Regions from separate parts of the Homo sapiens genome. Here region 2 is linked to region 1. Evidence: chromatin loops called from intact Hi-C (ENCODE). Cell type or tissue: ascending aorta. All regions are shown on one strand. Each heading gives the region's core, and the rest is flanking DNA. Links, peaks and the distances in the headings are about the cores only.

Region 1 (11,087 bases), core at 1,278-9,277:
CAGCACACTAATCTGTCCTACAAGCTCAGTTGAGAACGTCTGTGTTAAAAACTGCTTCTCGCTTTTCCTTTTCCTCTCCTCCTCCTCCTCCTCAATTTCCTTGCTTTCTTTTCTCTCATGTGCCGCCTCTACATAAAATTCTATCATTTAGATTATGTCCTGATTATCATGGGAAAAATCAATAGAGCCAAGTGTTCACTTCTTAAATGCATACTTAAATGCCTAAAATGCTTACTTATTAGTGATGAACATACCTGTACCAGCTAGGACTGAGAGGGGCAAGCCACATGAAGCCTTGATAAAATGTGAACCTTCGCTGATCCAATAGAGCGTGCATATGCACACACACAGAAACTGACACCAGCTAAAAGAAACACTCATCTACCCAAATTTCTAGTGAGGGAGCCCGTTTGAGAAACCCTTTTCAAGCATTTCAAGCATTGACAAGGTGAGGCAGGGGGCAGGCAGTCAGGAGAAGGTTATTTTGAGGGTTGGTTTAATTTATGGGGTTTATTTGTATCCTGTAACGTTCAGCAGGAAACCTTGTAAATGATGTTTGCATGCACTAAACTGTGATAACTGAACTGATGAGTTAAAGACTTGACTGAACATTTAATGTTGCTTATTAAATAATTATGACGAGGTTTGATGAATGGCTCTGAATCCGTGAACTTCCAACTGAGATTTTCAGCATGAGTTTCATTAGACAGACATGGATGGAGCCTGCTGCAACCCAGCTGCAAATGAGCTTACAAAACATTTGAACTGGAAACCTTCAGATGTGAATAATTCAGCTGTCTTGGTCTATCTTTCTTGGTCCCTAAACAAGTATTTCATTTTCATTTGATGATGAAGTGGAGGCAAATTATCCTATGTCTATGGGGCTCTCTGAAGCATCATTGCAAGATATCTCCATATGCACTTAATGAAAAATTAATCTGTATTCTTTGTAAAAGGAAAAAAAAAACTATTCAACTTAAAAACAAAAGTCTTATTCTGAGATGTTAATTAGCTCCCTTCCAGAATACTCAAGTGATGTGTGCACAATACAGGTGAGAGATGAAAAACACTACAATTTATTGAAGCCTGTGAACTTGTTCAGTATCTGAGACAGATTCATTTGTTATAATGACATGTGTCATCCACTTTTGAAATATCTCCATGTACTGATATAAAGGCTCATTAGACCACCCAGCAATATAATTTCAAAAAAGAAAGTATTGCAAATTTAGGATTTTTGTCCTATATCTTAACTCCCTTATGTAGCTGTGTCTATTCTTGATAGAAGATTTGATTTAGCTATCTACTGACAATTCATATTTGTGTTTTCTTTGCTGATAGTTTTTTTATAAAGACAAGCTGAAAATCAACCCATCAATCAAAAAGAAAGTAGTCTGTAGTGGGGTGAAAGAGATCAGATTTGAGAGAGGTGGGCTCCATTGAGAGCGGCAGTGGAAGGTGGTGGCTAGGGGCATAGAATATAAAACCTCACTAATTGTACCTAAATCCCAATTCTACCTCCACTAGCTGTACGACAAAGTACAAGTCTGGCAGCAAAGGTGTCCCTGAGTTCTAGTTTTGCTTTTCAAGTGGCTAAAACTCCATCTGGAAAAATCATTAAAATTCGTTGGCCTTGGTTGCCTCATCTGTGAAATGAAGCTATTGAATCCTGTGCATGCACATATTAAAATTTATTTGATGATTTAGCAAGTAGTTGTCCAAATAAAGTCTTTGTAATTACATAAGGGTATTCAATTGGTCCATAAAAGTGTAATTTTTAATAAAATTAATTTAAAATCTTTTAATGCAAGATCTCAATGTGAAGTTTTGTTTATAATGTGCTGGGTGTTGTTAGTGGCTTAGAAATGTCAGTGGACCTTTTCCTGAATTTCTGTCTCCTAAAAAAATGAAAAAGTATCTAAATTAATTTTTACATTAATCAAAAACAGTTTGGAAGCATTTAATAAATGACAGAGAAGCACTGAAGATCATAACTGACAATGCCTCCAGACATGATGACCATGACGTGATTCTGATGTTGTTAAACCATTTTTCCCTGGTACCCCTCCTGATGCAGTTTTTTCTCTTGCATTTATTGCCACTGATCTTAGAAAAGAAAGAAAACAAAGAAGAGAAAAGGTGTCAGACAGTGAATAGGAATGTACCACACCTTTGTACATAAGTTTGATTTAGAGAATCTGAAGAAATAAACAGTAGATATGAATAACATTCAAATCGTGTCCTTGAAGTTATTATTTTATGCCCTTATTGAAATATTCTATCACCTTTTTTAAAATGTATTCTTGGTGACTATTTCAGTCAACTTAAATAAAGGACTTATATATAGATTCCATAAGTAAAATAATAAATTTAAAAATTGGGACACATACGTATTTCTAACCAGAGAGTAGTACAGCCTGTTTTCCACTCTGCCTTGAGGGAAGGCTGCTAACTCACTCCTTCCTCCACTGCACAGCAAGCCAGTAGTGTCGCCTTGTTTATTAGCCTGTTTTCTGCTGTCCTCTAACACCCATTCCTGTATTTCTTCCACTCTTTTTTAGTCTCTGGATTAGAGAGCAAATCCAGGAGCAATAATCTAGGAATTCAAATGTAACTGTTCTCACTATTCCATGAGCAAAGCTGTATTCTAGCAAGTCTTCCTAATCTACTTCTGCATTGCTCTTCATTGAAACATTATTCTCCCTAACACCCTGCCCAGATATTTTATTTTTCTATCCTTTTTGGTTTCCTGGCATTCAACTCTAAGATTAAATGCTGGCCTTCCCTGAAATAACCCCTAGCCTTCTTTACATCTCTGTTTCCCAAAAACTATCTCCCCAGTTACAAATTTATGGTCATCATGACCTGTTTTACGTTTTGGAATTGACCAGAAAACTTCATTTTAGTGGGAATGACTGATAAATAACTAAAGCAAGTAGATCTCTTTAAAAGAAAAGAAGGAGTGTGGAATGTTCAGTTAAACACTATCTGGAAGAACTGGTGAATTTTATAAACCATCTGAAAACTAGTTCTTTGTACTATTTAGAAAGCAATTAACAGATAATTAGAATAATTAAGAATTGAACATGACTTTTTGGGGGAAGTGTTAACTATTCAACACACTACAGTACACATATTTTATTTAAAAATTGTACTGAATTATTATAATTATTTTTAAAATTTTAATAATAATGTATAAAACATTATTCTGTTGTCACATAAATAACTACATAATAGCTTTGATTTTGCCTTTTGACTCATAAGGCTAATGAATGAATTTGCTGACCTCTCTTCTATACCTACCAAAGCCCCATCCATGCCTAAATATTGGTCCCAGGTATCCTTTTCTATTTTGTACTTATCAATCATTTTTATAAGTGTCTTGAATAATTCTTTGTTTTTAAAGAACAGTTCTGACAGGAATTTATCTATCACACTATTTAATTACATTTTATTTTTCATAAAAGGAAAGGGACGTACAGTAGAAATACCACAGAAAAAGCGGTGTCTACACATGCAAATTAGTTCAGAAGTTTGTTTAATGTGATCAAGCTACTAATCTGAATGGTATAATTGATATAACAGGTTGTTCTGAAACCCATGATAGTTTAAATTTAACAGGTTTCTCCCACCCCTACTATCCACTCCCCTCAAACAAAAACCACAAAAATAATAAATAAAATAAAGCAAGCGTGCCTTTTAGTACCAAATATAAAATGTATATTTTTGGGTCCCAAAATTGACTTTGATAAATGGTGTCTACTTTTTGTCTAATATCAAATCAAAAAGGGAGAATGAAAGTATCCAAAGTGGGTCAATATTGCATCAAAAGGGAACAAATTATGGAGTTGGCTTGGGCTAACATTACAGCAACAATAACAAAATTCTTGTTCAATGTTAATGTGTGACACCCACATCAACATAACAGCAAAAGGATCAAGAATGAGGCAGGGTAAGTCATGAGGTCACTGAGATTTCTTAAAGTCCTGAGTCAGACTTCAACTGCCTTTGTGGAAAGTAGAACAGTGATGCCTTTGAAGAAAGCAAGCCATCAATCTTGTAAAATACCAAGGCAATCATTAGTAAAAACAAGTCAAACATCCATCCTCTTCTCCCACATTCCGCTACCCCCAAATAAACTGAGCATATTGTATAAGAAAAAGTCACATACACCAAATAATTTCCCACGAAGTTTTTATCTGCAAGAAACATTGTCAGAAGTTGTTAGATGCAAAATGAGAAATGAAAATCATCAGTTAAAATAAATAAACCAAATGATGCCAGAATGTTGTTCCAAGAAAAATTGTGACATTTCAATTGCCACAAAAATTCTGACACACAATAGATAACAACAAGGAAGTTCCAAGTTTCATTTATATCCAAGATTCTGGGGCAAGTGCTTTTAGTCTTTTAGGCAGTCAATAAACAGATGGTTTCGCTAGCATTCAAATCCCATTTTTTCCCCATTTGCTCTATAAAACAAGACAATCAGACTAAGGGAATAGTCATTCCAGTTTTACATAGTTGTCGTGTGCATGATAATCTGATGTGTATTTTTCTTGAAGATGTTTTGGAAGGGGAGAGGGGTGGTGTGTTTCTTTTTCCAAACAAAACCGTAACATTTAAAATTGTACTGTATCTCACAAAATGCCCCCTATCAGCAGAGAGTCACCCCAGATGCTAGGTCAGCAAGGTGAATTAGGGACCACAGAATTGCTTTGACCACAACCATGGAAACAAAAGCTGCAGGACATGCCAAAATGCCTAACTCCAAGGCATGATCTCATAGTTTAATATGATGGGCAGGCAACATAAAACTTCAGTCATAGTTCACAAAGGGAAAATGTAATTTCTTTCTCCTTCAGTGGCAGTGATTTATAATATTTTGGCTTTGGATTTTCTTAGGTTCAGGCGTTTTTTTTTTTACTGACTCCAGTTTGTGGACAAGATCCAGACTGGCAAGAGCTGCAGAGCCTGGAGATGGTGGGAAGGCAGCCCAGAGATCAGAGATCAAGAACAAAGAAGACTGAGGTCTAACCAAAAAAGAAATAAACTTTTGTCTTCCATCCGAGTCCAACTCTTTCATTTGGGATAATACAGCTTCCAGAGTTCCTGGGAACTAGACAAACCTCATGTTCCTTCCTTTGCCACAAGTTGAGCTAGCAAGGGCTGAATAGCCCTACTATGTTGAGCCAAGAATTAGGATTGATTCTTTTCTTGCTTAGCATTTTAACTTAGAAATCAACCCTGTGTTAAACAACATAGCCACTTGCAGTCTGTCCACAAAATCATCACATTGAACTTACTTCCAGGCAATAAGGAGTTTTCCCTTCCAGTTATCCCAAAATGTCTTTTATCACACACAAAAAAAATGGCCATAGTCTAATTGGTGTAAAAGATGTATGAGTATGTATATGAATAAGTGTGGGGTCATTATATACGTGTAGACTGCATACGTATTTTCCTTCAGAGTAATTTAACACATTCATTTTAATAAAGTATGAACACAAGGAACATTCCAATAAACAGATGTTTTCTTACATATATTTTTATCTCACTTCATCTGTATATACATAGTGATATAAAGTCAATTTCTTTTTGTTAATAACCGCTGAATCATTAGAGGACAATTATAGTATCTTGCCATTCTGATTGAAAACATCTTTCCAAATAAAATGTGTTACAATAGCTATTACAAGAGTTAGGTTTTAGTTGAGATAATGTATACATCATTTAAAAATTTTAAGGATGGCCAGGCATGGTAGCTCATGCCTGTAATCTCAGCACTTTGGGGGACCAAAGAGGAGGGTGGATCACCTGAGGTCAGGAGTTCAAGACCAGCCTGGCCAACATGGTGAAACCCTGTCTCTACTGAAAATACAAAAATTAGCTGGGTGTGGTGGTGCACTCCTGTAATTCCAGCTACTTAGGAGGCTGAGGCAGGAGAATCACTTGAACCTGGGAGCCGAGATCATACCACTGCACCCTAGTCTGGAAGACAGAGTAAGACTCTGTCTCAAAAAAAAAAAAAAAATAAGGATAAACCATACAGCCATTTCCCCTAGATGTTGTAGTTGTACTACTGCCTGGCTCTGAGATGATCTACATGATCTCTTAAGGTCTCTTAGCCTCCTTGAAGTTAATTCTATGGTGATACTATAAATCTAATGCAATTCAGTTGAGTCTTAGAAGGCCTTCCATGTGTGTCCAGCCTGAATAGGGGCTTTGGTAAGTGAGTTCCAGAAGAAAAACAAGGCCAGGGATTTGCCTTTGGCAAACGCACAATTGTTGTATTAAAAGAAGCAAGATCTATTATTTACACACAAGATTCAGAGAGACAGTGGGAAGAAGAGCACAGGAAAAGTATGATAGAAGAGTACACGAGGTTCTAAAATGAATATAAAGACAATAAATAGAATAATAAAAGGCCCCAAATGGAAAGACATGTTTGGGCAGGAAATCTCACAGATCTTTGAAACAGGAAGGATGATAGGGGTCAGGTAACACAAGGGAGAACCATGAAACTTAATTTCCTTAACCATTACTGCCCAAACCCCACTAAATGGGGAACCATGACTCCTGATCTCTCTGCACACATTGCTATTAGAGCGCACTACCTCTTCTGAGTTAGGCAGAGAAGTGTAGGAGGAATACTCTGCTAATAGAAATGACAGGGTTAAGTACATTTTAAATGGAATTTCAACCATGAGACAAAATTGATGCATCTCCTTTTATTGCTCAAAAGCCAATAGAATCCCTTGATCTATTCCATTCCATTTGTTTCTGTCCTGCTGAGCTAAAGGATAGAGAAGACCTTCCTTACTCCAATAAGTGAATAGCCCTGCCTCTCTCATTGCTGCTGTGTCTTTGCTGACCTATATTTCTTGCATATGGATGGATTACCACTAGTGGGTTCAACAGATGCTATAATATCATTATGCAAATGCAGGTTCACTGCCACTCGGGGATCCTATAGACTGATCACTTCATTATCAGCCTTATCAGAAAATACAAGAGAATTGTGTCCCGTGCTCAGTGGAATGAGAACATAATTTAAATGAAGTAGTTTACTGTCTGGCTCCTCTATTGGAGTAGGAGATGAGCACAGCTGACCTCAAAAGCTGGGATATCAACAGGCATAGCTCAGTAGAGGGACTGCCTGAGCTACCTTTCTGTGCTCTCCCTCCTCCCCTCTGCTCTGCCCTCTTCTTTCCTCCAAATAAGGACCTACATGAAGACATTTTACAGCATTTAATTTGTTCACCTGCTGTCATATATCCTTGAAGAATGTCTGCCTAGGAATAGAAACAGTTTAGCCCTGTGCCTAGAGAGACAGGTTGTTTAGTGAAAATCTCTCAAACCTTAGGATCAGGAAACCTGGATTCTACACACTGGGTTCACAGTATGACCTTGAGGATTTTACGTGATTCTTTTTTTAATTTTTTTTTTCAAGTCACTCGACCTATTTAGAGCTCTTGTCTATAAAATAAAGGAGTTAGTAAAGACTATCTGTAGAGCTTCTTTTAGCAGTAACATTTTATTGTTACCTGAAATTTTAATTTGATATATTTTTCCAAGGCTTATTCTATGAAAATAAAATGTGGCTATTGATACTTATTCCAATTAGAAATTATCACAGTTTCCTATTAAAATGGTGCATTTAAAATTATACTAATTCATGTAGTAGATTGTGAAATATAATGTGACATTAGTATTACTAACAAGACTAACAGACTAGAACTGGATCCCGAGTTCAGGTCCTGACACTGCCACCATGTGCTGGGCCACCTGACCCAGGTGATCAGCTCTGCCTTTATACCTAACCCAGAATGGACCTTCACATATTATCTTCCTGGAAAGTTCCAACGCAAATAAAACCTGGCATTCAATTTTCACCTTTTCTGGCAAATCTACCCTCTAGATCGTTATAACCCTCTGTTTAGATTTACTACAGCATCTCTCCTATTGTAATTTAGTTACGTGTTTTTGCATTTTTCTCTATTTCTGACTGTCGACTTCTTGAAATGGAGTCTGTCTTTTAAAATTTTTACATCTACTGCTGTCACCATGGTACACTATACCTGGCACATAATAGGGTTCTGTAAATGTTTGATTAACACAAGTCAGGAGATTCAGGAAGAGCTGATAACAAAGTCTTGTGAAAAGGTGGTATGAAAGAGAATGCCCCAGACTCAATGCCTGGGTCAGGTGGACATATTTTCCCATGGCCCCAAAGGAGAAGTGCCAGAAAAATATCTCCCAAAGACCTACAGTGCCTGTTGGAGGAGAAACTGACTCATCAACCTACAAAAGCTGTACCAAGCAGGTCTCGAGTTAATGTCAATGTTGCTGAGAGCCCTTCTCTAACTTCCAACTACATTGTCTCTGGGATTACTCCAAGCATGAGGGTCTGCCAACAGAAAGTAGAACAATTTTGGCTAGATTATGGAACAGAGTCTAGAGTCTACACCTAGCCTTTCATCTTGTGAAAGCTGTGCCTCTGAGACAATTCCACTGGCCTCTAACTCCCTGGACAAGTGAAGAGCAGTACTCACTGCCTTTAGGCTAGGAAGGCATCAGAAAGCCCAACTGTTAACTCTGGAACAAAGGTTTCACCCATCTAAATGGTAGGTTAATGACAGCTTTGCAATTATAATCCTAAAACTCATCATCTCTACCCAGATTTTTTTTTTTTTTTCAGAAAAAGCAGAAGCCCTAGCATTACTGGTGAATAAGTGAAAAAATGGTTAAGTAGACACAAGGTTCAGCATCTTCATTATTTAGCTGAGTATATCATAAAATGTTTAAATTTGAAGAGAAACTTAGAATTATCATATGTTACCATTCATTTGACAAAGAAAACCGAGGATGAGAAATGTTGGCATCTCTTCCTTGATTCCCTAATTAATCAGTGGTCACAGTTCTTCTTGCTTCTAATCTATCGTTATTCCCATAACATCAACTATGGGATCTGTTCTTTTGCATGAATCCTTTGCTTCAACTACTGATGGCAAAGCTTCTATAGTTGACTGAGATCCTCTTAAAGTCTAGTCACATTCTCTTGGGACATCACTTATAAGGGTTCAGGGCATCCCTTCATTGTGTAAATAATTATTGCATTACAATTGTTTGCCAGGCATTCTGGTCAAGCTATAGTGACATTCACAGGCAAATATTCTACATTTCCTATTTTATAGATACTTAGAATTTTACATAAACATATAAAATATTAATCATTACCCTTTTTTCCTCACCCTGTCATCCCCTGTATCAGCTAGCTATCCAATGACTAGCAAAAGATACATTGATCACTACGATGGGATCTTATGATTTAAAAAATGATGCTCAATTACAAATGGCCAACTCCCAAGAGATATTATTTTAGGGGAAGAGGGATACTAAACCTTAATCAGCTTCAAAGTTCTAAGGAAATCAAAATTGGTTGGGTAGATTTTGCAACTAGAATGGCACATTTTAGAAAGTGTGAGGGACCTATTTCCTCTGTTCTCAAGAAAGTAGCAGCATGTTGGACATATCTTCTGAAGTTGGGGATTAGGTGAGCATAGAGACCAGCACTCCCTCTCTTCTGAAGTTTTCAGAGAGTGTGAAGCCATGGGAGCACCTTGTGTCAGTGGAGCCTGAAGGAACTGTAGTGTAGTGTGTTAGGAAGGACAGGATGAAGAGGGCAGGATATCCCCATACCAGTTGCCTATGGGTCTCAGGGAGATTTAAAGATGAACATCCTGGCTCTTACAACCCCAAGGGAAGGTACTAAGAGGTTAGTCAAAGGACAGGAGGTAAAGGAACCATTGACCTAATATAGACAAAAGGAAGATCCAGCTACTACCTCCGGGTGATCTCCTTGCTAGGGAGACAGAATAAAATTGAATATTTCCTGAATAAACCCCCAAACTGCCATAATTCTTCATTTTTTCTCTTGCTGTCAAAGTCCACATATGCCGAAAGAAAAAGGTCCTGCGAGGATTAGAAGTGGGAATGAGAAGAGAGAGAAAGATAAAGGAAGAATGGATAAAGGCCAAAGTAAGTTTAAAATTATAAATTGGTTATTACTAACCAAATTAAACTGAAATTTTGCTGAATTAAATTGAATTCACAAGAACAGAAAAAGTAATCTGATATAAGTAAACTGAGGTTTCATAGCTCAAAGAAGAACTGTAGTCAAGATAACAAAACCAGTGTTTTCTTTGCACATGTCTGAATGGCAACAATTTATGCCTATTACAGGGAAAATGGAGGCTTAGCCTGAAACAAGCAAATCATATCAATTCGGAGAGCTTTATAACAGAGTAAAGAAAATGCCTTGGGAGGGGGATTACCAAGGACCCATGGGAAAAGTGGAAGGAAGATTAGGAAAGCTCTTCTTTGAACCAATTCTTGAAGACATAATAGTGGTTCCCCTTCCATAATCTTTGAGACAACTCTTGAAGACATAATAGGAGTTCACCTTCCATAACAGGTAGTCAGGAGGAAATTGGCAGGACTTGTTGTGTGGTCATAACACTGCTGACCAAGACAGAATCCGGTCTAGACAGGATAAAGTGAAAAAACTGGCAGGAACCAACAGATGGCAACAAATATGATTTCTGGCTGCCCTCATTACTCATTGGCATAAGACACTTCCACCAGCTCCATGACAATTTACAAATGTCACAGCAACAACTTGGAAGTTACTAATCCTTTCCAGGGCAAAGACATTGAATTACTACCCCTTTCCTAGAATGTTCTATTAACAAATAACCTGTCCCTCAATTGCACTAACCCACCTCTTAATTTGCATGTAATTGAAAGTGGGCTTAGGCAAGTCTAAATACAGTCACCAAGAGCCTATATATTGTGGAGTCTGAGTGCACAGCCTATGAGTTAGCCCAGCTTCTCAAGGAGCAGTATCATTCAATAAAAGATTGTTATCTTAAACCACTTTCTTGCTCTTGAATTCTTTCATGGGTGAAGCCAAAAACCCTCCCAGGCTAAACCGCAATTTTGGGGCTCCCCTGTCCTGCAATAGTAAGTTTTTATTTTCCAGGAAGTAAATGGTATATTTTAGGATACACAGACACTCTATATGG
Region 2 (11,087 bases), core at 1,556-9,555, 200 kb after region 1:
AGCACTTTAACTTTCAGAGGATTGCAATATTTACAACCTAATTTTATCCTGATAGTAGCTTGAGTTAATTAACTAGGCTAAAACCTTTATCCTCATTTTCTAGATGACATAACTAAGGACCTGAGAAGTCTAGATTTATGGTGTCCAAGCTGAAAGTCTAGTTCATGTCTTGGGTATCCTGACTTAATTGATCATTTTGGCTTGTGCTACTTGAATTCAGCTTGAAGCTGGCTGAAATGACATGGTTGACCAAACCACTGCCAGTCAGAAACTCAGCCTCAGGCAACTGCTGCTGAAAGGAAAAAGGAGCCTTGGATCTATGTAGACAGCTACACTAGTCAAGTCTGATCAAATTTATTTATTCCCAGAATTATTGGATCAAGGTGGTTCAGACAACTTGTGTCTATACAGAGCAAAAAGATACTGAGGAACTAAATCAGTTACCTATAAATTTCTGACTTGAGGGTCCTAACTGCATTGAATCACTAACATTTGGTTAAGGATTGGCTTCCATTAATAGACATAGGCATTTTCTCCTTGGAAAAAGAAATGTTCTGTGAATAGTCTTTTAATTAAATAGCCACAATTGTATCATGAATGCCACTAGAGAAGGTAGAGTGAAGGAGTCATGCTAAAGTGGGATCTTAGGGGTGAAAAGTGGGATGATGGACATACACAATAAGTCAGAGAGGCAATAAAATAAAGTGACTGTAACAAGAAAACCATGAAGAAGGCATCAAACCCTACATGGGCTGTAACCATACTTGTAATGATCACTTAGTTGCTCCTTTCAACCATGAAATGTCAGGCATGGAATCATAGAATTTCAATCTTTAAAATTCCTGTATGGTTAATATTTTTCTCATGACATTTGTCACATCACATATATTTAAAGAATTTGAAAAGTACAAAGAAGAAAAGAACATTCATCCATATTCCTACCCATCATTAGACACCTTGGTGTCTTTAGGGTCCTATCCTCCACAAATCAGTTCCCTGATGCTGATACTGGTTCCTCCATGTGTCCCACAGCAGACTCACCCAGGACTGGACTTGAAAACCCAAAAGCTTTCCTTGCTGTCTGCCCTTATCTAACCACTGAAGCCTTGTGTTCTGTTCTTTCCCCTCCAGGCTTGGTTTCCAGATTTCCAAGAATACAGCCAGCTACTCTGGTAACCAATTTGTGCCAACATGTTGATTAATGGATACAAATGTGCAAATCACACCAACCTTTCTTCTCTCCTGGGTGATCTGTATGTTTTAGCTGTGAGATGCCTTCTGGAGCTGTAAGGCTTGATGCAATGGAAATAGCCATTGTGGAACCCAACCGAGAACTCTTTGGTAGCACCCGCATATCACACTAAATAGGCAACCACTTGTTGCAACTAACACTTAGTCAGCTTCTTTTGCCAGATGGTGAAAGCCGTAGATAAAAGAACCCAGAAATCCAACCCAAACTAGTTACTGAAAGGGCCCGGATAAAACTTGGCTCCACAGATGCTCATGAGCTGGGAAATGGCAGGCAAACATGCAGTGAGTTATGGAAGTCATGCAACAGCCCTGGCCTTCTCTGAGATTCATTTTTTTGCAGAAAGGATATAGTAACAGCTAAATTGGGTCAGATCTGCTGCAGTGGCTGGAATAAAATAACAAAGACAAAAGCTTGCTGTGCAAAGAATTATAGGACACATGAAACCCCATGAGACTATCTATGCTATTATTCACCAAGGCGAGCCTTAGATGTACCCGGAGAGACGTCTGCCTTCACCACAATTCTGGGTTTCAAGATAATGATGTTGGATGTTCCAGCCTCAGAACTGTGGTGAAAACTCCTAACATCATACCAGTGTCTTTGCATATCCCTGGCTATTGGGTTGGTGATAAAATAAAGGGAGCACTCTATACCTGCTCCAAACGGCTTTTGGCTGAGATTCTAACATTATAATAGCATTGGAAATTAACAATGTGCTAGAAATGTTTTGTCTATATTATGTAAACTTTATAATAACGATGAAGACAGATATGTATTTACAGAAAGAGAAACTGACTCCCCAAATTTTTACATAATGGGCTTGTGGTCATACTGTTAGCAAAGGGACAAAGCTAATATTGACATTTGGGTCTACATGGCCCTGAAGAACGTCTTTTTATTATTATGCCAAGTTATTTCTAAGATGCAAATGAGTCTGTGGAAATTCAAAAGATGCTTTTTTTTTGAGACCGAGTCTCACTCTGTCGCCCAGGGTTGAGCTCAGTGGCATAATCTTGGCTGACTGCAACCTCTGCCTCCAGGATTGAAGCGATTCTCCTGCCTCAGCCTCCCAAGTAGCTAGGATTACAGGCGTCCACCACCATGCCCAACTATTGTTTTTGTAATTTTAGTAGAGACGAAGTTTCACCATGTTGGCCAGGCTGGTCTCGATCTCCTGACCTCAGGTGATCCACCCGCCTCGGCCTCCCAAAGTGCTGGGATTGCAGGTGTGAGCCACCACACCTGGCCAAAAATGCTTTTCTTTTAGTTAGTCTCCATAAAGGTTGTATGATACTCACCCAGAGATTAAAGGCAATACACAGATGGAATGGCAATTCATCATAACTTCCAATTATTTAATTCACCTTCAGATTTCCACCCGTCAACTTCCTTTATTCCTTAAAATATCTGTGAGGTTAAAACACAAAATGTAAATGGTAGAAGAGGTTCAGCACAAATCCATCTTCCCCATCACTTTCAAAGACTACTTAACCTCCACCTAAGACATTCTGAGTTTGTTAAATGATAAATCCAAGTCAGCCAGGGGTCTCCAGAGGCCTTTTTGCTCTGTTCAGGACTACAGTTAGATGACTTCCAATTATTTTCCCCTTCCTAAGGATTCACAAAGATCAGTGTGTTACCTGAATGATGAGGCCAGATACTCTGAATTCAGATTTAGCATTTCCCAGTTTCACCCCTTCCCTCTCCATCTCAACGTTGTTTTTTCCAAGGAGTCTGTTACTTCCCTAGTAACCAGAGTAGGACAGGGCAGGTGCCATTCCCACTGTAGGGTACATGCAATGAGAGGAAGAAATTAACACCCTTACATATATACAGGGCAGTCCATTAATAGTCTAAGTTGAATTAATTAAGGCAATTACTAGTTTTCCCCTAAAAAGCAGAACACTTTAAACTCAGGGGGAAAAAACCAGAAAGTAGAAAAATATTATCTGAAGAAAGAGGCTATTTAAAAGCATGGAGCCTTGGAAAGTGCTATAACTCCTGGCAGATCTTGGAGGGCTCAGGAATGGGTCTCATGTTGCCTGAAAAAAAAATAATTTAACCTGGTTTTGCCTGGAACACTGAAGATTAACTCATGATTTGCACATAGAATAATCATTAAGGCAAAAGTTTTCACCTATTGATGATCTTTGCTCTAGAACTAAAACTTTACTGTAGAACAAAAACTAAAATCGATGTTCCCTATTTGCCAATTTTACACCCTTTGAGGTGTTAACCATAAATGTGTAAGCTTCAGATTTTCATTTCAGGTACAAACTAATATTTTAACAGGAAACCTCTGGTAACAATGTCATAACACAATAAAATCAGTCTATGGATACTCATTTCACTTAATGAGGCAGATAAGTTTGGCTAGGAAGGGCCATATAGTAATATAAATTCTCCTTAAGAACCAATCAAAAGTATGTAATGTGTATTGACTTTGGAATTCAAGCACAATGAAACCTTACTTACTCTGCATAATGTGGTCATTATTACTACACTATTAGTTTATTGAGCCACAGGAATATTAACATTATATCCTGTTGAAGAGCCTTGATTAGTTAGGAGTAGGTCAGAGAGTGAAAGTAAGTGAAGAAAATTCTAACCTAACAGTTAGAAACTACAAGAGCGTTGATTTTTTATGTAAAATATGGGTAGATGATCCTGGACTGACATAGTACTCTGAGATACCATGCTCCTTTAGTGCATAGTCTCAATCTCTTGGTCCAAGTGGCAGCAACTGCATTCTAGGTACTGTGTTAGTATGGAGAAAAGAAATGTCAGGAAAGGCATTTCCTGAAATTGTATATACCACTTTTACTATCATGACATTGGCCGGAATCATTCGGCCATGACTTGGTGCAGAGGAGGCTGGAAGTGTAATCTTTATTCCCAGTATTCATAAAAAATGTGGAAATTCTATTATTTTGGGGGAAGAATGAGTGAATTGACATCAGGTTATTTACCACAAGCTCTATTAAGAATTAGGCAAAAACTGGAAGAGAAGCCATCAAAGCTCAATGTGTGCATGTGGATGGGTGAGAAGGTGTGTGCTTTGTTTGTATTTTTCATAGCATCTATAACAGACATCTCCTTGCTGATGGGTTTCTACTCAAGAGACAAGACATGCATGTGGGGAAAGATATCGAGAGATACAGGTGGGAAACCAGAAGAGCCAATGAGTGATAGAAATGGGATGTGCAGTGGTTCTTCAGAGGATACAGGTTTTACTGTAGTCTTCAGCAGTAGGCTTCTGGGAGGAGTTGAGGGTTGAGGAAGGCCCCTGAAAATGCTGACATTCATAAGTAGGCAGAGAAGAGGAAGAAAAGACCAGGGAAGGGACATAGAATATTAAGCAATGGCATAAAAAGAAGAGTAAGTCTAATCCGGCTACAATATCCCTGCTGCACAGTGTAAGACAAACATTTTTCATTTTTAGTTTCTGTCATTTCAAATATTTATTTAATACAAATATTTCTTTTCTTTTCTTTCTTTTTTTGTTTTTGAGATAGAATCTTGCTCTGTTGCCAGGCTGGAGTGCAGTGGTGCACTCTCATCTTATTACAACCTCCGCCTCCCGGGTTCAAGTGATTCTTCTGCCTCAGCCCCCTGAGTAGCTGGGACTACAGGCACACACAACCACACCCAGCTAATTTTTACATTTTTAGTAGAGATGGAGTTTCACCATGTTGGCCAGGATGGTCTCAATCTCTTGACCTCGTGATCCTCCCGCCTCAGCCTCCCAAAGTGCTGGGATTACAGGCGTGAGCCACCATGCGCGGTTACAAATACTTCTTTAATGCCCAGTCTGCATCTAATACCTAAGAGTCATGCACCTAAGAGCCATGACTCCATTCAGAACCCTTTCCTTGAGAACCACGTAAATTATTCAAATAAATATTTTAGGGAAATATATAAAATTATATAAGGCTTAGTGTACAGAATCGGGTGAAATAATGGTGGAAAAGAGCTGAGACATGTAGACCAAACAGAATCAAAATCAATAATTAATCTGAATTAACCAGGTAATAGAAAGGAGAGGATTATAGGGTTAAAAATAAAAGACAAAAACCTGATGAACTTAAATAATCATCTCCTCTTGTTTTTTGTCTATGAAGTGTCAGAGAAGGGTTTCTTCTTTTCTTCCTTCTTTTCTTTTTTTTCTTTCTCAGTGTAGACGTTCCTATTAGACTATAAGCTTGAGGAATGCCAGGACTACATCTGTCTTCATTGCTGCTCTACTTCCAGTGCCTAGCAAATTGAAAATGCAAAAATATTTGCTGAATCAAATTGAAATCTTAATCACAAATATGTATATGTATGCATTTAAGAATATTACTTGTGTAACACATATAAATGCAAACCCAAATATATATAATTAAAAATAGGCTCATAAACAAATTTGATTGCAGAACACCAAATTTTAAAATTTTTTGTACTTATTTAAACAATGACTGGAAGCAGCTCAGAAATGTTTGACTGTATGCAGGTCAATGATAAGAACACAATAGTTATATTTTGCTGGTAAAGTCATTTTAAACTTGTGAATCATGTACCTACATATGAGTGTTTAAGAAACTATTTAACCTTTTACAAAATATTGTCTTTGGGTTTATTAATTTATTGTATCTTTACTGTCTTTTTAATTAATTTCTGCTATTATTTAAAATATTTATTATTTCCTTTCTTCTGCTTGTATAGATTTATTTTGCTGTTCTTTTTCCTAACTTCTGTAAACTGATAATGAGATGATTGATTGATTGATTTTTTAGCTTCTACAATTTTCCATTATATATGTTAGGGCTACAAGTTTTATTCAAATCATGACTTTAGCTGCATTGCCAAAGTTTCATTATATTGTATTTCAGTTAGTTATAATCTATCATCGTGATTTTTATTGTGATTTCTTCTTTGACTCATGAACTATTTAGAAGTACATTGCTTAATTCCAGATAGGGATTTTATGATTTTAATGGATTACCTCTTTGATACTAATTTATAGCTAATGCCATTTTTTAATTTTAATTTTTGTGGGTACATACTAGGTACATTTAATATTATTTATTTATTCTTTTTTTTTTTTTTTTTTTTGTAAAAGCAGGGTCTCCCTATATTGCCAAGGCTGGTCTTGAATTCCTGGGCTCAAGCGATCTTCTTATTTCAGCCTCCCAAAATGCTGGCATTACAGGTGTGAGCCACCATGCCCGGCCAGTTAATTTTATTTTGATCAGAGATCATTCTGTGACTTTTAAAATGTTTTAATCCTTTGAAATACGTTAAATCATGCTTTATAGTTCATGAGCCATGCACATCTTTCCAGTTTTTCCATTTGTCTATGCTTGAGGCTGGATATATTTTATTGTCCTAACTGCCAGTTTACCAGTCCTCTCTTTCATTGTATTTAATCTGCCAATAAACCCATTTATAAAACCCTTACTTTCTGTCACCGAGTTTTTTCTTCTAGAATTTCTATTTCTTTTCTTTTTAATAAGAGGTATGCATCTGGTTAACTTTTGCAACTTCTCTTTTTCTAAATATGTAAATAGCAGGTATTTTACAATCCGTAACTGATAACTCCAAAATCTGGATAACATTTTACTGCTTTATTCTTTTTTCTTTTATTCATCTTTTTAAATGCTTAGTAACTTTTTAAGTTTTTTAATTTGACACAGAATAGATGTACATCTTTTCAGAGTATATGTGATAATTTAGTATATTCAAATATATGTCTTTTCTTTATGCATATTATTCTCTTTTAGCTACTTTAAAATGTACAATAGATTGTTGTAAACTATAGTCACTCTACTGACCTATTGAACACTAGGTCTTTTTTCTTTTATCTAACTGTGTATTTGTACATATTAATAAACCTCTTTTCATTCCTCTCCTATGAGTCCTAACCTTGGGGAACTCGTAATGCCTAGTACTATTGATTGAATGCTAGATATTATGTACAAAAATTACAGAAGTTCTGGTCAATGTCACATTCATCTGGAAAAAATGTATTTTTGATCTTTATGAGCAGTTTACCTTAATTTAGTCAGATATTGAACTGATTTGGAGCTGGACTTCTATCACTCTAAGGCCTATTCCATTTTGATCAGAGATCATTGTGTTTCTAGGTTACCCTTACCTTTAAGATGAAGGCTTCAGGAATTTTAGATGAAAGCCTGGGAATACTTATCAGAACTCCTCTTTCTTGGTGGAGCCTGAACTATAAATTTTTTTTCACATATTTTGTCTGCACAATAACTCTGTTTAGATTTTTAGCCTGTTAGTGTGTTTTCTCTTTGACCTCTCAATCTCCTGTTTGGGAACCATCATACTCCTCACTAGGAAAAACGGTATAAGAGTTTAATTATTTGTGTTTTTCTTCTCAGTGTCTTTGGTCCTTCAAGTCCTAGCTGCCTTGGAAGCCCTAAACTGCATTTTTTTTTTCTTCTCAGTTTCTGATATTATCAGACTCTGCTCAGCTCTTCTACCTTTTTGCTTCTACTTTCTACTTCGTTTTTCAGACTCTTGCTTTATGTGAGTTTTCTGAATCAGCAAATGCTTTGAGGAAAGAAATAGTGAAGACTACCAGGTTTTCCTCAATGCATTTTCCTTTTTGAGAGAATCCTGGCACCTAACGTTTTGACTTCCTTGATTGTTCTCAAATGCCTTCGAAGAGATGTGCTTTATTCTAAGCAGGTGAGTAGGTACAATGCAAGTTACTCCATTGTAGCCGGAAACAGAAATCTATTTATTTCTCCATATAACTAAAAACCTACTATAAGTTACCCTTAGTGTTAACCTCAAGTTCTGCTTAGCCAGCAAAGTCATGTAGAGTGATACAGAGAGCTGGGGAATTTCAATAACAGAGTAGAGGGAGATCACGGTAGAGAAGGATCTGGTTGGAGCTTGCAAATAATCTGGTAACTACTCCTGAGAAGGTGATCCAATCGGTTGTTGCCTCCTCTGGCCAGGACTCCTGTATGTCTTCAGCTGAACTGCTTCCCTTCTCTAGGTCTCTTTCCCCCCCAAGGCCAGAGTCTCCTGAATGTTAGTGTGTATGGCCAGGTAGGACCCCATTTGTGTTTTCCTTCTCTGTGACTTTGGCCCTTCAAGTCCTAGCTGCCTTGAAAGCCCTATGGTGCATTTTTTTTCCTTCTCAGCTTCTGATATTGTCAAACTCTGCTCAGCTTTTCTACCTTTTAGCTTCTACCTTCTACCTGCTGTTTCAGACGCTTGCTCCATGTGGGTTTTCTGAATCAGCAAATGCCTTAAGGAAAGAAATAGTGTAGAATATCAGGTTTCCCTCAGTGCATCTTCCTTTTTGAGAGAATCTTGTACTTTACATTTTGACTTCCTTGCAGTACCTCTTCAGAATCACAAGGGCTAAACAGGTAAGTATCTGATCTAGGCACTACAGGGAAAGCTTGATGATAAATACAGAAAATAGTTTATGCAGATGTTTGTTTGTGGGGAGGTATCAAATGTTAGGGATGAGTTGTGGCATGGAGAAATCTATGGCAAGGAAAATCCCTAGTAGTAGTTAGTATCCAATAAATACTTTGAAATCACTGAAGCAGAGTGCTTCTTTCCCTCCTTCACTTAAAATCCCCTGGGCAAGACAGAACACTTGTATTTATACTAGAGATACAATACTTCTGATTTTTTTTCCAAGCTAACAGATTTAGCTAACTAACTGAAAACTAGACCTTGAGTAAAAGCTACTGAGTAGATAAGAGAAACTGTTTTTACAATGTATGAGGACATTTTCAGCAGCATCTCTCATGCTGCCTCCTCAGTTCTCCTGCTGGTGTCTTCCCTCCCTCTTCACAATAGACAGACTGATTTCCACATAAACTTAAATCCCATTCAAACCAATCTGATTTAAGGAAAAATTTTAAGTAATCTTTTCATCTCCCTTTTAACCAATAGGGTGATAAAAAGAAACTGGTTTGTGCAAGTCTTGTTGGAGCAGCCTAACATGATCTGGTGCTGAATATTTAATTTCCTGCCAGGATAGCCTATTTCTGTACTGATCATTGGACATGACTCACTGCCCTACAGTGGTTCCACTCTGACCAGTAGGATCCCTCCACTGAAGTTTCAGAAACAGAGATGCCTTCTTGGACATCCCCTCTGTGGATTCGTAGAACTCCCCATTTGCTGTAATCTCTATTATGACCATCATTTCCCATTGGTCTGATTTGCCTTGTATCCGCATTGCCAGATGTAGGTCCCTGCCTTAGTCTTGCAATCTCCTTCCTTCTCCCGGGGTCATGAGCAGGTCTTCCAGAGGCTGGTGGCAGGGTGTTGCCACCCTAGATTTACTCTCACAGTGTCCTGTCTGCTTATTGGCACACCCACAACTTTATCTTTGACTCTTTATCTCCATTGTGTCTAAACTTAGTGTCGCTGGGGGAAGGCTTGCCCTGCTTATCTTGCTGACCCATGGCTTTCAGCCATGACTTTTACCCAAAGTCTGTCACACCTTCTTCACAGACACAGCATTAAGTTCCAACTCTTTTCACACCTGCTCTGGCACAACTAATAAATATATAAATCCTAAGATAAGGAATATAATTGCCTTCTATCAGCCTTGTGTTTTATTATGCTAGAGAAAAGGCGTAGTCACTACTTTCATTAAAGAGGCATTCTTATTGAAAGACTAGCATGCACAAACAAGTCAACATTTTATCTTATGCATGAAGGTTTAAGAAAGTTAAGTTTTATTAGCTTGTTCATTTTATTTTTCCTTTCTGTTCTCAAACTTGAGAATATTGGTTAGAGGTAATTGCGTTATACATCACAATGCTGCAACCATATACAGGTTGCTGCAGTGGTTAAAGCATTAGATACAGATAGTAATACTATCTAAAAGTTGTTACATCACCATAAACAGAATTTTATTATTATCATTATTATTATTATTAGAGACGATAGCTCACTCTGCCACCCAGACTGGAGTGCAGTGGCACAGTCACAAGTTAGAGCAGCCTATACCTCCCAGGCTCAAGCAATCTTCTCACCCCAGCCTCCCGAGTAGCTAGGACCACAGGTGTGTACTACCATGCCTAGCTATTAAAAACAAATGTTTTGTAGAGATGGGGTCTCCCTATGTTGTCCAGGTCGGTCTCAAACTCCTGGGCTCAAATGATCCTGCTTCTTCGGCCTCCCGAAGTGCTGGGATTATAAGAGTGATCCACGGCACCTAGCCCACAAACAGAATTTTAAATGACTTGATGAAATGATACAAAAAATAAATATAATCCAGGTGATGTGGAAACCACTCTCATTTGCTTGCCATCTTATGTGTCAGACACTGTGCTCTACTGTCTTATACACATCATCTCATTGTTTAGAGAGAAGGAACTGACGGTGGAGAAGTTGAGGAATAAAATGAAAATGAATATACACACACATATAATTTAATCGGTTGAAAAAAATGTCAGACAGGGCTTGATGAAAATTATTTTTAGATACAAGTTTTTTTCCCCAATTTTAAATAATGGATGATACAGAGTGATTAGAGACAATATTATGGGTTTCCACAATATTGTCCATAAGGAAATGTATTCATTTATAATACTATGGGAGATGTCCAGGTGTATATGACTTTGGTAAAATTGACTGAGGATCTGGATAAGCAAAGTTGTGAGTTATTGTACTCAATCATCATTTTTTATTGAATTCAGAGGGATCTTCAATCAACTTCTCTGCTGACCTGAAACTAAGGGATTTAAGCATCTATCTGGATTAAATGTATCTCCCAGGCTAGGATGGAATCTTACCTTTCATAGTATATTCCACAGTCCCTACCATTGTGTCCAGTGGCTTATAATAT

What was found. Hi-C counts contacts between places; a loop is a spot of excess contacts. Peaks named below come from ENCODE experiments on the same cell type or tissue, not always from the same donor. Only the 100,000 strongest peaks of a DNase experiment are listed, where the experiment ranks them.
Region 2: it touches region 1 in a loop (2.1-fold over the local background); 2 of 110 quality-filtered maps call a loop at or near these places.

What each region holds. Positions count from the first base shown.
Region 1 is chr18:44,460,622-44,471,708 of GRCh38, forward strand. The region is part of intron 2 of LINC01478 (long intergenic non-protein coding RNA 1478); the gene reads right to left. Among named protein-coding and RNA genes, the nearest start is that of LINC01478, 66 kb to the right of the region's middle. In ascending aorta, for the core only: no CTCF peak of the experiment used is centred there; no DNase peak of the experiment used is centred there.
Region 2 is chr18:44,659,174-44,670,260 of GRCh38, forward strand. LOC105372089 (a long non-coding RNA gene) reads right to left here and starts at 5,485. Exons shown (of 4, transcript XR_935417.3): 1 at 5,328-5,485; 2 at 2,893-3,035; 3 at 2,551-2,659. In ascending aorta, for the core only: no CTCF peak of the experiment used is centred there; no DNase peak of the experiment used is centred there.